Linked DNA regions of Mus musculus: region 2 is linked to region 1. The links are chromatin loops, found by intact Hi-C in ENCODE. Cell type or tissue: heart. All regions are shown on one strand. Each heading gives the region's core, and the rest is flanking DNA. Links, peaks and the distances in the headings are about the cores only. Region 1 holds the start of Lgals7 (lectin, galactose binding, soluble 7). Region 2 holds the start of Mrps12 (mitochondrial ribosomal protein S12).

Region 1 (15,760 bases), core at 3,717-11,716:
CTACAGTGTACTTACATATAATAAATAAATAAATCTTTAAAAAAAAAAAAGCCGGGCGTGGTGGTGCACGCCTTTGATCCCAGCACTCAGGAGGCAGAGGCAGGCGGATTTCTGAGTTCGAGGCCAGCCTGGTTTACAAAGTGAGCTCCAGAACAGCCAGGGCTATGCAGAAAAATCCTGTCTCGAAACCCCCCCCCCAAAAAAAAAAAAAAAAAAAAAGAGCCAACGGGTCAGGGAGTTCGCTGTGAGATTGTGTTCTCCTAGTAATATCAGAAGCCACACCCATGAAGTCTCACCAACATGGCTGCCCAAGCATGAGCTGAACAAGGACACCACCAATAGATATGCCAAAGTGGATGGAGAAAGGCCCACAAGGCCTCAGTCCTATACAAAGAACAGCAGGCAAAGGAGGAAAGCTGGGTGTGGGAGTTCCTCCTCAGAGAAGTGTTACATGACTAGAAATGGTCATCCCTGGAAATATACATATAAGCAACATTGTATCGGCTGAACAAGGTATATTTAAGAATACATATGTATATTAAAAATTATATATATATATATACATTGTGTATATACATGCAACTTACATAAATGCACATGTATACATTGTATACGTGTATACATACATGCAATAACAATTAGTGAAAAAAGAGGACATGAACTTGAGAGGGATCAGGGAGCAGTATATGCCAGGGTTTGGAGGGAGGAAAGAGAAGGGAGAAATATTGATATTGTAATCTCAAAGCAAACAAACAACACTGGGTGAGTCACCTGTAAAGCCCTGTGTGTTAGCATGTTAGTCACTCCAGGTGGGGGTGGATCTGTCTGGACCTAGCAGTAGCTAACTCACCCCATACTCCTCAGGACAGAAGGTGCAGTCATTGAGGAGGCTGGGAGAGATTACTTAGGTGGTAAAGTGCTTGCCACCCAAGCATGAGAACATGAGTTTGAGCTTGAGCACCCACATAAGAAGCAGGCATGGTGGAGCGTGTTTGTAGTCCCAGCACTGGAGATTTGGAGACAGATGGATCTCCAAGCATGGCTGGCTAGATGACCGAGCCCGATATCAAACTCCAGGCTAATGAGAGATGCTGTCTCCAAGACCTAGGTGGGTTGCCGGGTGTGGTGGGTGGTACATGTCTTTGATCCCAGCACTCAGTAGGCACAGGTAGGCAGGTATCTGTGTTCCAGACAAGCCAGGTCTACACGGTGGGACCTGGTAGAGGGATGGGGCAGGAAAGACATGACGTCAGAGGAGAGAGTCACCCAGAACATTTTATTATCAGGCCTTGAAATTTAAAAGACCGAATTTATGGCCTAGAAATGCTTATTGCACAATTAAAACATGGAAAAATGAATCCCTTGTAAAAATCATACTGTCCGCTTAAAATAATTAGTAGATTTTAATTAAATAAGTTCATAAATGGAGCTGAACACTACAAGAAGAGGCTTGCCCTTGTCAGAGACTAGAGTGTTCAACTTACTATAGTCACCATTAGAAACATTAGTTTTCATACAGGTACAGAGACCCTAACCTGTAACCCCAGCAATGGGGAGGCTAAGAAAAGAGGTTTGATAGTTCCTGGCTCACCTGCACTATAGCGGAGACCTCATCTATAAAAGAAAGAGGAGGCTGAAGAGATGGTGTCAATGGCTAAGAGCACTTGCTGCTCTTCCAGAGGACTCGGGTTCTGTTCCCAGGATCCACAAGTGACTAGAAACTGTCAGCAACTCCAGTACCAGAATACCTGGCGCCCTCTTCTGACCTCCTCAGGTACTGCACTCACATGGTGCACATATATACATGCAGGCAAAACCACCCATACACATAAAATAAACACCAACACAATCTGTCAGAGGGCTCACAAGCCTATGTAATTCCAGCTCCCGTAATCTGACGCCCTCTTTTTGTCTCCCCAGGCATTACACTTGCATGCATATATCTCTCCGCAGACACGCACTTAAACCAAAATCAAATTAAAATCTTTAAAGTTCAGGTTTTTCACCAGATCATCAATATCATTATCACTTCATTCCTTTCTTACCTTTTTCTATTTTTGTTGTTTTGTTTCAAGACACAATTTCTCTGTTTCACCCTGGCTCTGCTGGAACTTATTCTATCGTCCAGGCTGGTCTCAAACTCAAAGATATACCTGTCTCTGCCTCGCCAGAGCTGGACTTAAAGGCATGGATCACCATGCCTAGCTTCACTTCATTATTTCCACTGTGTACAAAAAAATAATAAAAATTATGACAGACCAACATTGACGAGTGGAGCCTTGGGTTTTGAGTCCCCACAGCTGAGCTGGGGCTGTCGATGCCGGTGTACCTGTCTAGTGTGGACAAAGCTCTGGGTTCAGCATTGCACCAACCAGTTGTGATAGCACAGCACATCCTAGCATTTGGGAGGTTGCAGCAGTAGGACCAAGAATTCAAGGCCATCCTTGGCTAATTAGGAAGTTCAAGGCTAGCCTGGGCTACATGAAATTGTTGTTTAAAGCTAACCCAAACCAAAGCAACCTCCCTTTAGCTCCCCCAAACCTCAAGGACCCATTTGTTAGATTCCTTCTTAGTCCAGAGCATTTTTTCATAAAAATAGACCCAGTGAATAAATGCATTCACTAATGAATTAAAAATGATAAAATGAACACGTTCAGAGCTTGCAGCGAGACAGTCAAACTCAATCACCGATGCAGCACATCTCAGTTCCCAGAAAGGAGATAGATGCAGGAAATTGATAAAGGATGGAGCGCAACACTCTTACCAATCACCAAAGGCAAGTTCAGATCTGTGAAGAAGGTGTACGTGAACTTCCATCCAGCCCTGATGAAGAAAACGAGAGGCCAGCCGTGGGAACCAGCAACCACAAACAGAACGAGGTGCAGGCAAGTGTCAGGCGGTGATTTATACAGAGCGTGAAGCTAAAATAATGGGAGCCACAATTATCAGCCTAACTGTGACAAACGGGTGGTGGTGTAACATGAAACCTGATGTCCCCTTGTTCTGCCCTGTGATGGGTCCTTGTCCTGTGGAAACCCAAGGCAAGAACCTTCGAACCTCACTCTAAGTAGCTCCTCTCAAACCCAAGTTTTCTTGTTTGTTTGTAAAGAGTTTTAAAGTGTGTGTGTGCCCCATGTGTGTGTGAACCTGAAGAGGCCACAAAAAGGCATCAGATTCTCTGGACCTGGAGTTTCAGGAGGTTGTAAGGTCCCTGATGTGGGTGCTGGGAACTGAACTTGGGTCCTCTGTAAGAACAGCAGTGTTTTTTTGTTTGTTTGTTTGTTTTTGTTTTGTTGTTGTCGTGTTTTGATTTTTTTGTTATGTGTGTGTGTGTGTGTTTAGACAGGGTTTCTCTGTGGAGCCCTGGCTGTCCTGGAACTCATTCTCCAGACCAGGCTGGCCTCGAACGCACAGAACTGCTTTTTTTTTTGCCTTCCTAGTGCTGGGATTAAAAGCATGCCTCACCACTGGAAGGAAGGAAGGAAGGAAGGAAGGAAGGAAGGAAGGAAGGAAGGAAGGAAGGAAGGAAGGAAGGAAGGAAGGAAGGAAGGAAGCCAGTTGCTGTTGTTTGAGACCGTGTTTTCCAGCCCGCGTTGGCTTCAAATGACCTCGTGCTGACTCTCTCGCCTTCACCTCCCACGCGCTGGTTTCCAGGTGGAGCAATCAGGTCCATCTCCAGCCTGTCTTCTCCAGGGCTCCTCCCCCAGCATCGCAGCGCCCACGTTTCTCTGGCATCTTCTGTGCCCTCTCTGGGCCACCTCACGGGATTCCTTGATGTGTATTCTAGGGTTGTGTGTGTTGCGGGCGTGGGGGGGGGGTCTGAATATGGGAAACTGGGACAGAGAAGCAGGAGAGGTAGCAAGTTCCTAATCTCCAAGGCAACTTTCCACTCCCAGCATGCATCTGGCCTCCGGCTCTGCCACCTGCTGGGTGGGGCAGGAGTAGGGTGGTGGGGATAGGGATGGGAAAGATCTTTCAGGAAGGCTGCTGGGCTGTTAGGAGTGGTAACTGCTCAGCGCTCCCACCCTCCCTTTGCCTGCCTTCCAGAAATTTCTCTTTCATTCTTTATGAGTCACCCCTACACACACCCACACACACATACACACACACACACACACACACACACACTTTCTCTATTTCTCTAGAGTGCTGGTCTAGGGAGACTAAAACTCAGGCTATTGGAAGTTTCCCCAATGTGTTTCATTTGATCTGGGTGGTGACTGGCAGCCCGGGACACCCACCAACCCATATTCCATCACACTCTCATTGGATGGGAAGGTGGGCTCAGTTCCAAGGAGGAGCTGATAGAGACCTGAAGAAGAAAAGTAGGAACCACTGAGAAGAGAGAGGGAGAGAGAGAGAGAGAGAGAGAGAGAGCGAGAGAGCAGAGCGCTGATCTTGATCTTTGGGCAAATTGTTCCCATGAGCACTGTTTCCTGTACGTCAGTACAGTGGCTCGATATACTCCACATATCCTGGTAAGGTTCAGACACACATCTGGACACCCAGAGGTCTCAGCAGCCTGGCCACTGTTAGTGAAACTTCATTATTTGACCCTCCGTTACTGGCCACTCCATTACTGACCACTTCAAACGTGCCAACACACTCTTGGTAACCTGGGGGGTAGGGTGGGGGCACAGCATAGGATAAAAAGGAATAGCGGGTTTCCTGGGGACCCCATTGAGTTATTATGCCTGTCTTTGACGGCAGAAGCAGAGGTGGCCAGGACAAAGCAGAGCAGCCTGCGCTCCAGGGAAGAGGCTCCTTTCAGAAAGGGTGGAGGCTGATGCTTGCGCAGCCTTTCTGGATCCACTAGATCTCCAGGGGAGTCCAGTGTCTGACAGGGCGGTAGGGGTATGAAAGGGGAGGTGAGAAGAGCACAGGGCAAACCTCCCCAGTCTTGGTATTAAAGGTTGTCCCTATCTCTAAGCCTAGGAAAAGGGGAGAGGGAGCTGGTGTGTGGGGGCAGGGCAGGAGGAGACTCGCCCGGCCTTGACAGCTTTGCCTTAGGGCAGGGGTCTGTGCCAGCTGTGGGCGTTGGATGGAAAGGGAGGAGCTGAACCACTACCTTGCCTTTACTTAAGGTCCCCTCCCACAGCGACTGGCCACATTGTTGCTGTATTGCTGTGCCCGCCATGTCTGTAAGTATACTGGGGCCCAAGCTGGGGAAACGGGGCTTTGGGACAAGGCCAAGTCTGGAAGCTGGGACTAGCTTAAACCTCCCCTTCAAAGCAAAAAACGGGTATCAGGAGAGCTGGCTGCTATCTCTTGGGTTTCACCAGCACGTCCTGATAGGTTGTCTCCCAGCTGGCTTTGCTTTCTTCTAACTGCATTGTCTCTGTCAGGTCTGTGTGCCTGTCTCTGCCTCTCCGTTAATCTGCATCCCTCTTGGTTTCTGCCTGGTCCCTGGAGTTCCTAGCTGGGGCTGACCAGTCTGTTTCTTTGTCTCCCTGGTTCTCATTCTTGCCCCACCCAATTCTTACAGGCTACCCAGCACAAGACCTCCCTGCCTCAGGGCGTCCGCGTGGGCACTGTCATGAGAATTCGAGGCATGGTCCCTGACCAGGCTGGCAGGTGATATCCCAGGTTCCAGGGGAAAGGGTGGGTGGGGCATCTCCTGGCTCAGTTGAACCCTGGTTCTTAGAGCCCACATATGGTGTCCCTGGAACCTTGTTTGCCATGTGGAGTCTTGGAGTCCCTATTGCTAGCTTAATTTGGATATTTTCACTGATGTTCCCCAAGACTTGTGGGTGGGTGTGCCCAAGTCTCCCTAAAAATGTAGGCTTCTAGAACAATAATAAGAATCCCTGGTTAGTCCTACGATCTCCATGTCCAGTTTTCCAGGACAATGAAAATCTCTCTTGGATCTTGAAGCTACCCTGGATGCCCAGGGTACCCGGTCATCAAGTCCATGACCTACTAAAATTGAGACCTTGGGCTTTGTGGGAATATTGATAACCTGGAATAGTGGGGTCCCTTGCTATTAACTCTGCTTATCTGGAGTGCGATTCCCTGAACCCCACTCAGGCACAGCAGGCCATCCCACAACCTAGGACAGCTCCAGGCTCTGGAAATGAGGGGGATCCTGGCTACAAACACAGGGACTCCCTATGGGTGTGGGTGTGCCGGTGGAACCACATAACTTGCACATGGTGGTTGCTGATCTTTGAGGCTTACTGTCCCCGAAGGTTCCATGTAAACCTGCTATGCGGTGAGGAGCAAGGAGCAGATGCCGCCTTGCACTTTAACCCGAGGCTGGACACTTCCGAGGTTGTCTTCAACACCAAAGAACAAGGCAAATGGGGCCGTGAGGAGCGAGGCACCGGCATCCCCTTCGAGCGTGGGCAGCCCTTTGAAGTGCTCCTCATCGCCACAGAGGAAGGCTTCAAGGTGGGTCTTTGAAGGAGAACACTCCAGACCCAGGTCTAGAGCCAAATGCTGGGGACTGAGCTGTCGAGGATGGCGGGAAAGCCCTTGGGGTACTGGAACCCCAGGCCCAGACCTGACACGGGCCTCCAGAGACCCTCTCCAGGTCTGCTTCTAAGAGCGACAAAACAGAGATCAAGAGCCAAGTGCTCAGGGACTGGGTGTCCTAGCAGTACATTGTGTCCCATTACAATGGACAACAGACCCATTTTCCTTCTGGGGAGAGGGAGGCTTGGGTGTAGTTAGCCTCTTCCGGGGCCACAGACCGGGACCCGCATCCAGTCTTAACTTGGTCTCTCACCCTGCAGGCTGTGGTCGGGGATGACGAATATCTCCACTTCCACCACCGGATGCCGCCCGCGCGCGTGCGCTTGGTGGAGGTGGGCGGAGACGTGCAGCTGCATTCAGTGAAGATCTTCTAAGCAAGGACCCAAGGGCGTGGCGGGTAGGGGTGGGGGTGTAGGATCGCAGAGGAGGGTTTTGGATGGCGAATAAAGTGTAGCTGTAGTTCTGACTGTGCCTGTGTCCTTTATGTGTGACTGAAGAAATTGAGACTCAGAGAAAAACATAGTAACCCAGGGGCAAAGTGAGCCTGTGTCTGAGACGCTGTTCAGGACTTGCTGCGCAGGGGCCCAGTAGGGTTTCCTTTGGGGAGCGATCAGGTATGGGGTGGGAGTGGGGGTAAAAAGTCAGGCTGTGTAACCCAGGTCGGTTAAATTGTGGCCACTCCCTTGTCTCAGCCTCCCAAGTACTGGCAGAAATTACAGGGAGTACGATCACACCAGTTACTTTATAAGTGTGTGTGTGAGAGGCAGGCGGATTTCTGAGTTCGAGGCCAGCCTGGTCTACAAAGTGAGTTCCAGGACAGCCAGGGCTATACGGGGAAACCCTGTCTCGAAAAAAAAAACAATCCCCCCCCCCAAAAAAATGTGTGTGTGTGTGCGCGCGCACGTCTCTCTCTGTCTGTCAGTCTGTCTGTCTGTCCGTCTCTGGTAGGTGTACATAAATGAAAAGGGTGGTGTTACAAGGAGTTGTGAGGTGTCCGACGTGGGTACTGAGAACTGAACTCAGGTCTAACGCAAAAAGCATCAAGTGCCTTTTGCACAGCAAGCCGTTGTGTTCCGGCGGCTTGCTAACATTTGGGGGTACTGTTATACTACACTATGTCATCTTTATAAAGGCCACCAAAATACCTCCTTTTGAAAAAGGGGAAATGCTGGGCCTGGTGGCTCACGCCCGTTAGTTACCTCAGCACTTGGTAGGCTGAAGCAGAACAATTGCCCGGAGTTCCAGGCCAGCCTGGGATACAGAATTGTCTCAATAAGTAGTTAGATAAATTAGTTAATTAAATGACAAGGGGGGGTTCCATTTTATCTCTCTCATCTGGACATCCCAAACTTACGACTTCCTGGGCTTCCTGGAGGTGCCAGGGCAGGCAGGGATGGGCATCTCCCACAGGATGGAGCCTCTCCCAGCCTGGAAACAGGTCGCCACTCGCACACCCCCAGGGCAGACGCAATGTCTCCAGCAGATGTTACTCTGAGCTGGGCGGGGCGTAGCGAGCAGGTCCCCATCGCAGTCATGCACCCCTTGGACACAGGTCGTGCGGTCCTGAATTGACGATCCCGACCAACTTCCCTGGCCCTGCCATAAATAAGCGATTTCCGTGGCCGGGCACAGCCACGGTTTATTTTCAGGCTCCGACAGGGAAGCACCAGATGCGGGGCCCCGGAGCCAACACCGCTCTCGCTGGAGACCAGGAAGCCCTCCCTGTGGCCTCCACTTTAGGCAGCAGGTTGGAGCTCCACGTTGGCCTTCTTTCTAGAACTTTCTTCCAGAGACACGCCCAAGAGGGACAGGCCACAGATCTGTGCCCAGGCCTAGAGCACAAACGACAGTTCCCCCTGGTGGCCACTGTCCATCTTATCACCTGGATCAACGCGGGCGCAGGAAACTCCCTAGAATCTCTGAGGCCTCAGTGGGACCCTGGAGGCCAGATCCTCAGGGTCCTGTTCTTCTTCTACCCAAGGTTTTCTGCCCTTGGGGCCTTCCGCTGGAGACCCTTCACCTTGCCCGCACCCTGAATACCCAAAAGCCGCGCTATGGACGGGCGCCCCCTAGTGGTAGAAAAGAATTCTGGCAACACCGAAGCAATGTTCCGAGTTAATTCTTTTTTTTTTTTTTTTTTTTTTTTTTTAAGATTTATTATATCTGCCAGGCAGTGGTGGCGCACGCCTTTAATCCCAGCACTTGGGAGGCAGAGTCAGGTGGATTTCTGAGCTCGAGGCCAGCCTGGTCTACAAAGTGAGTTCCAGGACAGCCAGAGCTATACAGAGAAACCCTGTCTCGAAAAAACCAAAAAAAAAAAAAAAAAAAAAAAAAAAAAAAAAAAAAAAAAAAAAAAAAAAAGATTATATCTAAGTACATTGTAGCTATGTTTAGACACACCAGAAGAGGGCGTCAAATCTCATTACGGATGGTTGTGAGCCACCATGTCGTTGCTGGGATTTGAACTCAGGATCTTCAAAAAGAGCAGTCAGTGCACTTAACTGCTGAGCCATCTCTCCAGCCCTCTTTTTCTTTTTAAAGTAAATTTAATTTATTTTGTTTGTTATTGTGTATGGTGTGTTTTTGTGGCACACGCCTTTAATCTCAGCACCTGAGAGGCTGATGCAGGCAGACGCCAGCCTGGTCTACAGAGTGAGTGAGTTCCAGGATGGCCGGTGCTTTCTCAGAAAAGAAAAAAAAATTCCTTTACCACTTTTCAGCTTATTAATGAATAAGTCTCAGATAGTCTTCCAGCTCCTTGTTCTTTCCTGCTGGGAGGGTGGCTAGTCAGCTTGCTCTGAGGAGCCTATGATCATCTGCCTTCTATAGGAGCCCTGCCAAACGCACCCGGCTTTTATGTAGGTTCCAGAAGACGGTATTTTGATCATCTTCATCACGCAGGCACCTTAAATACTAACCATCTTCCATGTCCCTTAATGAGTGAATTATTAAATGAGTGAATTATTACTTATTTATTGTTTTGGAGGCAGGACTCACTGTAGCGTCTGTCTGGCCCAGAATATATATTCTGAACTCAGATCTCTGAGTTCAAAGCCAGCCTCGTCTACAGATCGAGTTTCAGGATAGCCAGGGCTACTCAGAGAAACCTTGCCTCGATAGGCAGAAATAAATCAAAATAGAAAACTAAATGAGTAATCAAATCAAACAAAAAACGATGTCCCTTTGAGAAATATTCAAAATAGAATGCTAACTAAGCAGCGGTCTTGGCACAGTGGGGAATGGGGTCTGTGCACCTTGCTGCAGTAGATAGCAGTAAACCACTGATGTTTCTAAACACTCTCAGGAGCTGGAGAGATGGCTCAGTGCCTGAGAGTACATACCTGCTCTTGCAGAAGACCTACGTTCATTTTTCAGTACCCATGTCAATAATATGAGCTCAAAACATCGGCCCCAGGGATCCATCTCCTTTTTCTGGCCTCTGGCACATGAATGTATATGCAAACATCTACACACATGCATGTGTTAAAAAACAAAAATGGGCAGGGCATGGTGGTCCATGCTTTCAATCCCAGCAATTGGGAGGCAGAGGTAGGTGGATCCTTGTGAGTTCTAGGCTATGTAATGGGATGCTATTAAAAAGAAAAAAAGGAGGGGGCTGGAGAGATGACTCAGCGGTTAAGAGCACCGACTGCTCTTCTGAAGGTCCTGAGTTCAAATCTCAGCAGCCACATGGTGGCTCACAACCATCCATAATGAGATCTGATGCCCTCTTGTGGAGTGTCTGAAGACAGCTACAGTGTACTTACATATAATAAATAAATAAATCTTTTAAAAAAAAGAAAGAAAGAAAAAAGGAAATAGAAAAAAGGGGGAAATTTTCAAAACACACGCTGTGCTCCAAGTTTTCACAGAGGGGGTCTTCCCTCTGCAGACTTTGAGATGTATTCACATTAGCTAACTTCCCCCAGGCCTCCAGGTAAGTGGCAGTGTGGTCTCCGAGCTGCTTTTAGCTCCAGGAATCACACCAGTCATAGTGACATCCCTGAGTCCCTACTGTGTATTAGTCCCCAGTTATGAGTGTTCTTAGAAGAAAACAAATAGTATTTAAAATCTTTTTTTTGCTGGGCGTGGTGGCACTCGCCTTTAATCCCAGCACTTGGGAGGCAGAGGCAGGCGGATTTCTGAGTTCGAGGACAGCCTGGTCTACAAAGTGAGTTCCAGGACAGCTAGGGCTACACAGGGAAACCTTGTCTTGAAAAAAAAAAAAAAAAAAAAAAAAAAAGAACAACTTTTTTTTTTTTTTTTAGTTATTTAATGTGAATGAGTATTCCTGCACCTGTGTCTGGGTATCACACCCATGCCCGGAACCCTCAGAGATCAGAGAGATCATCAGATTTCCTGGAACTGAAGTTATAGACAACTTCAAGTCACTAAGTGGATGCTGGGACTCTGCCCACTGAGCCACACTCCCCAGTCCTATGGTTAGCCCTTTCAGTTTGGGGGGTTTTGTTTGTTTTTGTTGTTGTTTTTCCCAAAACAGGGTTTCTATATGTGGCTCTTGCTACCCTAGAACTTGTTCTGTATACCACACTGGCCTTGAACTCACAGAGCTCCTCCTGCCTCTGCCTCCTGAGGATTAAAGATGTGCACCACCACCACCACCACCACCACCACCACCACGCCCCTTTCAGGTTGGTGTTTTTTGTTTTTTTTCTAAAATAGATTTATTATTTTTATTTTATACGCGTGAGTGTTCTACCTGTATGCATGCGTGTGAACCAGGCTGGTCTCAAGCTCACAGTGATCCTCTCCAATCCTCCTGCCTCAGCCTTTCGAGCACTGGGATCGTGGGTATACACCACATCTAGCAGAAAGTTGTAGACAACGTATATTTGACCTGGCTTTTTCATCCTGTTTAAGGATATATCGGTTATCTATTACTGCATAACAACAAGCCCCCCCCCCCCCCCGAGAACTTACCACTGATTATCTTACTTGATACCTGAGGTTAGGAATTTGGGAGTGACTCTGCGTGGTGGCTCAGGACTGCTCATGCCAGTGGAGCTTACAATCCTATAAAAGAGAGAGTGGTGCACTGAGGATGGAGGCCCAGTTTGCCCCACTTCCTATGGCTCACATGCTAAGAATGAGTTTTCCAAGCTTAAATAGCTAGAGAGAGAAAAAAAAATCAAAGACAACTTCCATTATGTGATACTGAAAATTATATGACTTCACACTTTGGTGTTCACAAATAAAGTTTTATTGGCACTGAGCCACGCTCATTCTGTCGCGTTATCTAGTGGCTGGTATCTTGCTTCACCAGCGTTGCAACATTGTGGCATCGCCCACAGTGCTTTAAACGCTTGCCTCACCCATCGTGCCTTGCGCTTATGTACTCAAGCCAATCCCGGTACAGAGGTGCGCAGTCCTTCCAAAGAGCTAGCTGATGCTGTAGGGTCTAACTCTAAGAAGACGCTCAGACACGGGTCTTTTTCTTTGTTTGTTTGTTTGTTTTGTTTTGTTTTTTTGAGACAGGTTTTCTCTGTATAGCCCTGGCTGTCCTGGAACTCACTTTGTAGACCAGGCTGGCCTCGAACTCAGAAATCTGCCTGCCTCTGCCTCCCGAGTGCTGGGATTAAAGGCGTGCGCCACCACGCCCAGCAGAAAGCTCGAGCTTTTCCTAGGAGGTACAAGAAGTGGCTGCATCCCCAGAGAGGCTGCCCGGGGCAAAAGCCGAGATGTTTTGTGTAGCCTCGTCTTAGACATGGTGTAATCCCCTCTGCCAGCTTGTCATCACCTGTACCAACCTTGGTATGATTTGGGAGACGAACACTGCCTGTTCCGCAGCTTAGGAGGTCACCACGGACCTGGCTGCCACAGACAACCTCTGAGATTTTGTTGTTGTTGTTGTTTCTCTTTTTCGAGAAGGGCTTTTCTGTGTAGCTCAAGTTGGCCTCAAATTCAGTCTTGGTACAATTTCCTGGGTGTTGTGACTAAAGACGCATGCTACCATCATGTATTTAATAGCTGTTTCCAACCTGTGTGTTGGCATAGGACTTCAATCTCAGTACCGGGGGAGGCAGAGGCAGACGTATGCCTGTGCATTTAAGGCCAGCCTGATCTACATAGCCACTTCCAGGCCAGCCAGGGCCACACACAAAGAGACCCTGTTAAGAAAAAAAAAAGCTGTGGGCTGCAGAGATGGCTCAGTGGTTAAGAGAACTGACTGCTCTTCGAGAGGTCCTGAGTTCAATTCCCAGAAACCACGTGGTGGCTCACAACCATCTATAATGGGATCGGATGCCCTCTTCTGGTGTGTCTGAAGACAGCAACAGTGTACTCATATAAATTAAATACATCTTAAGAAAAGAAAGGAAAGGAAAAGAAAAGAAAAGAAAGGGAAAGAAAAGAAAAGAGAAAAGCTGTCTAGGGGCTTAACAGTGTGTATCATCTTTATGAGTCTGATTTCACTCCAGGAAGATGCAGCAGCCTGGGTCTAAAGTCTTCCTTTCCTTTCTCTTTTGTTCTACATCATCACAGACATAGATCACAATGACATACGTTATTTCAAATATAAATATCCATTTTAATTTAGCTTGTGTACGTGCCTGCCAAAATATGCGCATGGGAGTCAGAGGACAATTTGCAGGAGTTGGCTCTCTCCATCTCTTAGGGATCAAACTCAAGCCAGCAAGCTTGGCAGCAAGCGCCTGACCCCCTTTATAGTTGCTGAGACGTGATTGGCTGGCCTGGGTGCCCCAGAGATGTGCTTGTCTACATGCCTGGCAAGAGCAGCAGCCCTCAGCTTGTAGGGGTGTTCTCAGGTCCCCAGAAAGCACTTACCTAGTGAGGTATCTCCCCAGCCTTCCTAGGCTTTTTAAGACTTTTTTTTTTCCAGGTAGATCTCTGGGTTCAAGGCCAGCCTGGTTTTCAAAGCGAGTTCCAGAACAACCAGGGTTACCCAGAGAAACCCTGTCTTGAAAACCAACAATGACAACAACAAAAGTTGTTCTGTTTTGTTTGAGACAGGGTCTCTCTCTTTAACCCTGGCTATCCTGGAACTGACTATCATTACGGGGTACCCACCAGAGAAGACTACTCGGACCTGATTTAAGCCAATAGGAAGTCTTTATTAGGCAGTAGGCGACTGCAGCGGGTGTTCCAGATCCCAGGGTAGCACTGAGCCTTTCTCAGAGTGAGCTTTTAAGTACAAAAACCACATCTCGGATTGACTTGCTTCAGCTAACAAGAACTGTTAGCCAGAATCAAAAGTGCAGGAGCCAAAGGCAAGGTTAGCACATTTAGAGGCTTTCCCAGAACTGCAGGCTCTCTGGGATTAGCTGTTCACTTTACCTTAGGCAGGTGCTGCTGTCTATGTTCTGAATGGGAGTCAGTCGGGCTGAGGTCTGGGGGCTTCTTACAACCTCCAGCGATCCTAGCGAATGAGTCAAATCACGAGCGCATCCTGTTTTAAAGAACTGTAGTTGGCCCTCCGGCTGCTAATTTTACTGAACTGATACATACTTGGCCATATCATTTAAGATGCAGGGCAGCCACTGTTAATCCAATCAGAATAAGAATTCACAGCTCAGCCCTGGCTGAGAGCAGAGCGGTTGGCCAGAACGCAGAGAACAGAACTGATGCCAATGATCTGACTTAGGGTTTTGTCTCCTCTTTTTGAGCTTTTTCTTTTCTTTTTAAAATTTATTTATTTATTTCATGTATGTGAGTGCACTGTTGCTGTCACTGTCTTCAGACACACCAGAGGAGGGCATCGGATCCCCATTACAGATGGCTGTGAGCCACCATGTGGTTGCTGGGATTTGAACTCAGGACCTTTGGAAGAGCAGTCTGTGTTCTTAACCACTGAGCCATCTCTCCAGCCCCTTGAGCTTTTTCTGAGCCATGAGATTTTTTTTCTTTTTATTACCCCCAATCAACTAGCATAGAAACAATGGGCTTTCCCCAAAGCCAGACACAGTTTCCTTTATCTCAGGAGAAGTGAGTCTAAGCCTCTCCAGGTTTGTAGGATCGTTTCTGCAAGCGAGTGGAAGTGCTATGCTGATACCTCTAGGTCCTGATCAACCTGTCTACTCAGTTTGGAAAGCATCAGAAGAGGCACATTTAGTCAAATCATTGGTTCATGCCCACCACGCAGTCTCAGGGACTCAGAAACACTGCTGCCGTCCATATGAATGAACCCACGAGGCAGAACGGCACACATCAGAATACGGGACGTGCTTAGGTTAAACGTTTTGGATATTAGACAGGTTTTGGCCCCTTAAAAGTCCTCTCACTTTAATCTGGGCTGCCCCAAGTCACAGCGACTTTTGTCAGTCACTGGGCTGACAGTCTGGTTTGTTCCTATCCTGAGGTGGTATGTGGTCTCAGTGTCTTAAGCATCCCCAGTGATCTTGGCTGATTTAAGTCTGGGAATAATTAACTCTCATCCCCAGGAGCCCTTCCTGTGGCAGAGTCTGAATCCCCAGGTTTTTCCTGTTTTCCAAAGGTCAGAATCTTTTTAAAGGAATTTTTCAGTTCAATTTCAGTTTTATAACCCCAATTTTTGAAATGGAAACTCAAAAATTGCTTCTGGCAACTAAGAAGTCCAGTCACAGGGCATGCATAGATTGTCAACTCCGTATTCCTGTCTCAAAAATAAGTTCAAGGCCAGCCTGGTTTACAAAGTGAGTTCCAAGACAGCCAGGGCTATGTGCAGAGAGACCCTGTCTCGAGACCACCCCCCCAATAATAAATTTCTATATAATAGTATCTTTTATGGGCCTGATGTAATTGTTGTCTCCGAGGTTTACTGCCTCTGTCTGCTGCTAACCTAGACCTAGTCCTGGAAGCTTCTAGCCTCTGTACAATCTTATCTAGGCCTAGAATGTTTTCAGCTTCTAAGTCTTAACTGCAAAATAAGCTCAACCGTTCTAGTTCTTTCTGATCTCTAGCTGCCTATTCAACTCAGCTGATCTGGCTCAAAACTCAGCTGATCTGGCTTCTCTCAGCTTCTCTTGAATTGCTCTGCTAGGCCTCAAAATAACTTTTGTAATCTGTTCTAATCTTCTGGCTCCAACTCATTCTCTGGCTCATTCAGTCTTCACCTGTGTCTAATTTGTTCTCTCTTTGCAACCTGTCTCTGTACAACTGTCTCAGTAAAAATCTATTTCTCTCTCTCTCTCTCTCTGCATTGCCCCTTAAGTAGCTTCTATTTCTTCTCTCTCTTCACTAGAGTTGGGCAGATCCTATTCTGTCAAATCTTTCTCTGATAAATCACTTTGTCTGCCACTCAATTAGACATCACTTTCAAACATGGGTGCTT
Region 2 (8,088 bases), core at 89-8,088, 130 kb before region 1:
CCCCACATCAAGGTAAACGGAGGAGGATCTGGAGTTCAAGGTCATCCCCAGCTGTATACTGACTTCAAGGCCAGCCTGAGCTACATGAGGCCCTGTCAAAAAAGAGAGAATATCCAATAGACCAAGCTTGGGATCATAACAAAAGGAGAAAGCTACTTATAAGAAGACAGTGACTTTAAAAATTTTCTTAATCCGGGGCTGGAGAGATGGCTCAGCGGTTAAGAGCACTGACTGCTCTTCCAGAGTCCTGAGTTCAATTCCCAGCAACCACATGGTGGCTCACAACCATCTACAATGTGATCTGATGCCCTCTTCTGGAGTGACTGAAGATAGCAACAGTATACTCAAAGACATACGATAAATAAATACATCTTTAAAAAATTTTTTTTTCAATTCTGTGTTTGTCTGTGGGTACATGTCTGTGTGTGGGTATGTGCATGTGTGTGTCTGTGTGTGGGTATGTGCATGTGTGTGTCTGTGTGTGGGTATGTGCATGTGTGTGTCTGTGTGTGGGTATGTGCATGTGTGTGTCTGCGTGTGGGTATGTGCATGTTTGTGTCTGTGTGTGTCTGTGCATGTGTATGTCTGCTTGTGGGTATGTGCATGTGTGTTGTCTGTGTGTGGGTATGTGCATGTGTGTGTCTGTGTATGGGTATGTGCATGTGTGTGTCTGTGTGTAGGTATGTGCATGTGTGTGTCTCTGTATGGGTATGTGCATATGAGTGCAGGAGTCCAAAGAGGGAGCTGGAGTTACTGGTGGTTGTGAGCCACCTGACGTGAGTGCTGGGAATTGAACTTGGGTCCTCTGAAAGAGCCACACTCACCATGACTTTAGTTTGTGTAGACCAGAGGTTCTCAACCTTCCTAAATGCCGCAACCCTTTAATACAGCTCCTCAGATTGTGCTGACCCCCCACCATAAAGTTATTTTCATTGCTACTTCATAACTGTAATTTTGCTAGTTTTGAATCATAATTTAAGTATGTTTTCCAATGGCCTTAGGCAACCCTGCAGAAGGGTTGTTCAACCTCTAACGGGGTGGAGACTCACAGGTTGAAAACCACAAACACACCTGGCACACATCAGGTCAGAGCACAACTTGCAGAAGGCTTGCTTTTACCCTGGGGATCAAATTCAGGACACCAGGCTTCTTGGCAGCCATCTTTGCTCACTGAGCTGCCAGGCCAGCCCTGGACAGTGACTCTTATCTGCATATTTTGGGAATGAGTTTATTGTTAGCAGGGAACAGTGGTCACTGGGACATCTGCATCTCAGATCCAGCTCTGGGTCCCTATCCACCTGGGGGACAGGACTGTGTCTGTCCTGTCTGTCTGTACACCCTGTAGCACCCCACCTTTGCCTGCCTGGCAGCACATCTCATCAGTTCCTCAGAGGCTCCTTGCCTCCTGCCAGGTAACAACTTTTCTCCTGCCCTCTACCCCCTGTAGAGATGCCTGGCACCAGACAGGCTGTGGGGGAGCCGCCTCTAATGCCTACTCTAAATCCTTCCAATCTGCCCAATAAAACAGATGCTAAAGGGGCTGGCAGATGGCTCAGAGGTTAGAAACACAAACTGCTCTCAGAGAAAACCCGTTTGGTTTCCAGCACCCACAACAGGCAGTTCACAACCGAACCCTGGGGGGACCCAGAACGGTGGCCTCCAAGGGCATCTGCACTCACATGCACACACCCATCCCCCAAACAAAAGAACCCACATCACCTCCACACACATATGTGCACTAACCATGTGGAGCACACGGTTAATAACGTTCAGCACCTAGAACACTTCCTCTGTCAGTGACCTGTTTAGGAAGAGGGAACTGAGGTGCACAGCTTGGCATTTGCCACCACACCCGGGGACAGACACCGCACACTGAGTAACATCACAACCTGAAGATATATTTATTACAAACCCCATCCCAGCACATGAGGTCAACCTGCAAACACTGAACATGGACGCACAGGGGTACTGCCTTCCAATTCACCTTCAGTACTCTTGCAGGTTAACAACAGTCTTGCTGAATCACAGTAAGATTTGAGCCCAAGACCCGGGAGTAGGAAGAACCCGTTTCCAAGGATCGAGTGCCAGACCACTGTGAATTACTGTCATTTCTTCTTTTGCACGTGGCCGCAGTCATACTTGCCCCTCACAACTTTGAGTTTGACCCCAGGCAGGTCCTGGGTGCGACCACCCTCCACGAGGACCACGTGATGCTCCTGCAGGGTGTGGCCCTCCCCGGGGATGAAGCAGACAGCCTCTTTGCCTGTGCTGAGGCGGACTCGGCAGCACTTGCGGTTGGCGGAGTTGGGCTTCTTCGGCTTTCGGATGAATGTGCGCAACACCACACCCTTCAGCTGGGGCCGGCCCTCTGTGGGGCCCAGACGCTTAGGGGGTTCCTTCCGGGGGCCTAAGCGGTGCATCTGGTTCAGGGTGGCCATGGAACGGGCGGCCCAGAGCTGGGGAGCGAGGGCTAGGCCTGGAGAGACACAAGAGGGCCTACTAGGTTTCCGTATTCTAGATAGGAATCCAAGTCTAAGACTATTCAGTGGGGACAGATGGCTCGTGGTTAGAAGCACTTGTTGCTCCTGCAAAGGACGACCATTTGATTCGCAGCACCCACAGTGGTGGCTCACACACCTCTAGTTCCAGAGGATCTGACACACCCATGGGTTGCACTTACATACACACATTCATACAGGGGCTGGAAAGATACCTCAGTGGTTAAGAGCACTGGTTGCGGGCTGGCGAGATGGCTCAGAGGGTAAGAGCACTGACTGCTCTTTAATCCCAGCACTCCGGAGGCAGAGGCAGGCGGATTTCTAAGTTCGAGGCCAGCCTGGTCTACAGAGTGAGTTCCAGGACAGCCAGGGCTACACAGAGAAACCCTGTCTCGAAATACCATGTGAATGGAATACCCAATGCCTGCCTCCCTCAGAACACTGTGTACAAACCTGATGTCTGGGCAATGTCTAGGAACATAAAAGTTGTCCTCCAATGGGTGGCCCGTCTTAGAATTAGAAAAATAGCACGTGAATGAATAACTAAACTTCTTCTTCTTCTTTTTTTTTTTTTTTTTTTGGTTTTTTGAGACAGGGTTTCTCTGTGTAGCCCTGGCTGTCCTGGAACTCACTTTGTAGACCAGCCTGGCCTCGAACTCAGAAATCTGCCTGCCTCCCGAGTGCTGGGATTAAAGGTGTGCGCCACCACTAAACTTCTTAGCTTGGCCTTCTCACCTGTAGGGGGTGATCAATAAACACTGAAGGAATAAACACTACTGAGAGACACCTAAGCAGGGAGACATGCCAAGAAAGGAGCATTTGTTGGTATGATTGTTACACGGACATCGAGAGTGCACTTACACAAACTAAGACAGAATATCACCAGGCAATGCAATCTCAGGGATTCACCGCTATCGATGCAGGGGAGCCATGACTAAGACTGACTTAAACTCTAAGAACACAGGACCTTCCCACCTCCTGCCCCCTGAGCCGGGAGCGTGGTAGAAAACGCCTGTAACTCCAGAACTTGGGAGATTGAAGCGGTAGTCAGGAGGTCAAGGCCATCCTGTCTACAAAGTGATTTGGAAGTTGACCTGGACTACAGTGAAACCCTGTCTCCAAAATAGAAAAGGCACCGTGCTTAAAGATGATACCATCCGAAATCTGGCAAAAACACGCAAATGCCAGGGAGCTGTCCTCGTCCCTGTGGCCCATGCTCACTTACCACGACTGAGGGACGTGGTGAGGCCATAAAGAAGGCCGGGCCAGGACATCTCGCCGCCTGCAGCGTCCCTGTATTAGGAGAGAAGACATTCAGAAAGGAGGTTGGGACCAGAAACCCACTCTCAGAGCCTTCTAGAATCTCCTCTAAAACAGAAAGTCCCCTCGCAAATTCAGTCTCCTTCTGAGTAGGCCCCCAAGGACCCAACCGCCCTTGCCCGGATACTGGAAGGGGAAACTGAGGAGAGAGGAGAGATCTGGATCACAGATAACTGCACCCACCTCACCAACCTAGCGGGGTCGCACACACGCCAACCCCTACCTCCAGCCCCTTCCGGGGTTCCTCCTTAGTGATTGGCTAGATCTTTCCTGCGTCACTGAAGGGACGGGACAAGGATGACGATTGGACAATAACAGATTCTAGCTGAGTTCCATTTTCCTCATTGGAAGGGATTCTGAAGCCTGGGCGGGAAATCTCCTTGCGCGTCTGATTGGCTCGTCCATGATGAGTGACTTCTTGTTTCCACTCCAAGATGGCTGCGTCCATGGCGCGGCTTTGGTGGCCTTTCCTGGCTCGCCAGGGGCTCCGGTCCCGAGGACGCTGCGTGTGCAGCCAGAACCCAAGGAGGAGTTTCGCTACGGAGAAACGAGTCCGGAACCTCCTGTACGAACACGCACGAGAGGGCTACAGCGAGCTTCCCTACTTGGACATGGAGTCGGTGTGCGCATGCCCAGAAAAAGCCGCGCGCTCCCTGGAGCTCCGCAAGGGGGAGCTGCGGCCGGCCGACCTGCCTGCGATTGTGAGTGCGCTTGCGCCCTGAGGGAGCAGGATGCTTTACAGAACTGGGTTTACCAGATGCATTCCAGTTGTGGGAAAAACTACTCAACAGGAATTTGGGTTCCTTCCCAAGTTAGGCAATGTCTTGTGCATGACACCCACTTAGGTGCCAATGATCTAGGGAGAACTGAGGCCCTATTGAACGTCGTGGATGCCTTCTGTGACCTACATGCCCTTTTGCATGCATTTCATAATTCGACAGTTGGTATCTACTGTACTCCCAGAACCTAAATACCATTGTCTTCTGTACTCAAACTTCGTGCCGGGCTCACCCTTAGGCCACAAAGAAAAATGAGGAGGGAGGTGTGAATCAGAGGGAATTTTGGAGACAGAGCTTTGCATCCTGCTATAAACATCCTGATGGAGTTGAATGGATAAATACCTGCTAAACAGATATTTAAGGTATATCTGTTCATGTATTTATGATCCAGAGGTTAAGACTATGCGCCATAATTCTACCTTATAGGGAACTAAAATTGGGGGTCTCCATGCCGGTAGTGAATTCCGAATGTAATAGATGAATCTTCCCAACTCTGTTGCCTTGATAAAACACCATGAACAAAGCAACTTACAGAAGGATTTATTTTGGGCTTGGTAGGGAATGGCAGAATAGCAGCAGGTCACAGAGCAGTAAGCTGACAGCACACATCTTTAACCACAATCATGAAGCACAGACCTCAAACTAGATGCAGGACGAGGCTTTAAGCTCTCAAAGCCCACCTCCAGGAACATATTTCCTCCAGCAAGGCCACGCCTCCTAAGCCTCCCCAAACATCACCAGCCACTGATCATTTGACCATGTTCAAATGTCAGGATATGGGGGACATTTCTCATTCAGGTCACTACAGACTCTCACACCACCAGTCATTGTCAATCACTTTAGCCATATTTCAAGTTTTTGTCATGTTTAGTTTTTCACCAGTAAGCACTGGTGGCTAAGCCAAATAGGGCACTTCCTGCCAAACCTGATAACCGGAGTTCAATTTCCTGGTGGTAGGAGAAAACCAATTCTTGAGAGAATTGTCTTCTGACCCCTCATTTAAGCGCAAACACAAGAAAGTCACGTACATGCTTAATAATAGAAGAAAGGAGCCGGGCGGTGGTGGTGCACGCCTTTAATCCCAGCACTCGGGAGGCAGAGGCAGACAGATTTCTGAGTTCGAGGCCAGCCTGGTCTACAGAGTGAGTTCCAGGAAGCCAGGGCTATACAGAGAAACCCTGTCTTGTAAAAAAATAAATAAATAAATAAAAAATAATAATAATAATAGAAGAAAGGTCTGTCTGGGTGTGGTGATGAAGTACTCTGGAGGAGGAAGAGGCAGGCAGATCTTTGGTCTCCTTAGCAAGTTCCAGGGTACCCAGGACTACATAAGGAGACCTTATATTTACAGAAGAGCCTTATATTTACAGGGGAGATGGCTTAGCAGGTAAAGGTCCTTACTGCCAAGCTGACGACCTGAGTTCAATCCCTGGGAGAGAACTGACTTCGTATACTGTCTTCTGACATCCATGCTGCAGCCACACAAAGTAAATAAACAAGAAAGAAAAAGTTTAGTCACCTTTAAAGAGGTGACTTAGCCAGGCGTGTGTTAGTGCACTCAGAGAATGACAGGTTGATTACAAGTTCAAGGCCACCCTGGGCTGTACATAAATACACTGTCTTACAAAACTAAAAATAAATAAATAAATAAAAGAGTCACACTTCCATGATTTTCCGTTGGTTGGTCGTGATCATACCAACAGAAGTGGCTTCAAAGTAAACTGGGAAATGCATTGATTCAGGGCAACTGTGTGCCCACCCCAGCTTCTGGGTGTCATAGTGCTAATGGGAGAAGAGAGTGCCCCTCCCCCACTGCCATCCAGGTGCCTGGCAGAGGAGACTTCAGAGCAGTGGCCATTTCACTGTGGTGTTCTCCCACAGATCTCCACGTGGCAGGAGTTGAGGCAGCTTCGAGAGCAGATCCGGAGCCTGGAGGCAGAGAAGGAGGCTGTGGCAGAGGCAGTGCGGGCCCTGCTGGTGAGTGAGCATGGGGAACAGGGGTCCTGCGTTCACCGGGTTAGGCCAGAGGCAGCTAGGATGCCTCTCTGTCTGGGAATAACAGGAAACCCAATGAAAAGGGCTTGAATCATGTAGACAGTTGTTACCTAATAAAGCAAGCCACCCAGGCCTGATGTTCCTAGGCTGATAAATTAGCTCTCTTCAGCATCTCCAACCAGATTCTCTGTGTGCCCAACTTCAGTGCATAGATCGGACCCCATCCCAGTCCCAAGATGGCTGCCAGCAGGTCAGAGACAAGGTCTACCTCCAGGTCTTTTCCAAGAGCAAGGAGACCATTCCCTAAGTAGAAGCCCCTCTTGTTGCCAGAGCTCAGACACCCATGACAGTCATCAGCAGGATGGTAAGTCACTGTTGCTAGCTTAGGGCCAGTGTCCCTGCTCCTGAACTGAAAGCTGTCTAGAGAGGGACAACCTGAATGAGGTCTGTGAGGAGGAGAGAGGAGAGCACCTGGCTTCTTAACCTTCCCCCACCCACCAGCCCCCTTTTTACCAGAAACACCTCACATTTCTTACATGTTTGATTGGTAACTAGTTTACATCATTGTGCATACAGAAACCTGTACTGTTGCTGATTTTTTTTGTAACCCTAATATTCAGTTAAAGTGCCCCATATAGAGTCCACAGTTCAACATTTACAAAGCTTGATAACCAGTAGCACTCACACAGATGGCTTAGTAGGGTCCTAAAGGTGTTGGTGGCACACAGCTGTAATCCCAGCATCTGGCAGGTAGAGGTCAGAGGATCAGGAGTTCCGTATCCTTAGCTTCGGTCTTAGGCACTGTTGTGTTGCCGTGAGGAGATCCAGCAGGTACTTAACTGGGGACTGGCGTAGGGTTTTGGAAGGTTAGTCTGTTGTCATCATGGCGGGAAGCAGACAGGCATGGATGGCCGGTGCAGTGGCTGAGAGCTTTAGATTGTGATCCTCATCCCGCTGGCAGGGAGCAGACACTAGGCCTGCTGTGTGCTCTTGATACTTCGGAGCCCACGCCCAGTGGCATATCTTCCCCCAAGTCTGTGCCTACTCTAACAAAGCCAAACTTCCTAATCCTTTCAAACAGTGCATCACCTGGGGACTAAGCATGAAAACAGGAGAGCTATTGGGTCTGTTCTCCTTAAAATAACCACAGCTACATATCAGGTTCCAGGCCAGGCTGTCCTATGTGATTCCCCCAAAGGTCGTTTAAAATAATGACAGACAGGGACCGGAGAGATGGCTCAGTGGTTAAGAGCACTGGCTACTGTGAACTCAGAGGTCCTGAGTTCAATTCCCAGCAACCGCATGGTGGCTCACAACCATCTGTACTAAGATCTAATGCCCCCTTCTTCTGGCCTATGCAGATAGAGCACTCATGTACATGAAATACATAAATTAATCTTTAAAAAAAAAAAAAAAACAAGGAAAAATCCTAGCTGGGAGGTGGTGGCGCACACCTTTAATCCCAGAGCTCGGGAGGCAGAGACAGGCAGACCTCT

The links. Hi-C counts contacts between places; a loop is a spot of excess contacts. Peaks named below come from ENCODE experiments on the same cell type or tissue, not always from the same donor. Only the 100,000 strongest peaks of a DNase experiment are listed, where the experiment ranks them.
Region 2: it touches region 1 in a loop (13-fold over the local background); 1 of 42 quality-filtered maps calls a loop at or near these places.

The regions. Positions count from the first base shown.
Region 1 is chr7:28,859,346-28,875,105 of GRCm38, forward strand. It overlaps Lgals7 (lectin, galactose binding, soluble 7), which reads left to right and starts at 5,041. Exons shown (of 4, transcript NM_008496.4): 1 at 5,041-5,141; 2 at 5,486-5,574; 3 at 6,189-6,390; 4 at 6,735-6,939. The coding sequence starts at 5,136. The coding sequence ends at 6,848. It overlaps Gm10648 (a long non-coding RNA gene), which reads right to left. Exons shown (of 3, transcript XR_881920.1): 2 at 11,431-11,508; 3 at 11,200-11,346. In heart, for the core only: CTCF peaks have their summits at 6,750, 8,397, 8,603 and 10,210 (motif pointing left); DNase peaks (open chromatin) are centred at 6,796 and 8,306; H3K4me3 peaks cover 1,506 bases; H3K27ac peaks cover 2,644 bases.
Region 2 is chr7:28,737,764-28,745,851 of GRCm38, forward strand. It overlaps Fbxo17 (F-box protein 17), which reads left to right. Exons shown (of 7, transcript NM_015796.2): 7 at 1-381. Mrps12 (mitochondrial ribosomal protein S12) reads right to left here and starts at 4,058. Exons shown (of 3, transcript NM_011885.5): 1 at 4,002-4,058; 2 at 3,724-3,791; 3 at 1,878-2,476. The coding sequence starts at 3,772. The coding sequence ends at 2,106. Sars2 (seryl-aminoacyl-tRNA synthetase 2) reads left to right here and starts at 4,205. Exons shown (of 16, transcript NM_023637.3): 1 at 4,205-4,519; 2 at 6,479-6,574. The coding sequence starts at 4,253. In heart, for the core only: a CTCF peak has its summit at 4,484 (motif pointing right); a DNase peak (open chromatin) is centred at 4,158; H3K4me3 peaks cover 2,015 bases; H3K27ac peaks cover 1,596 bases.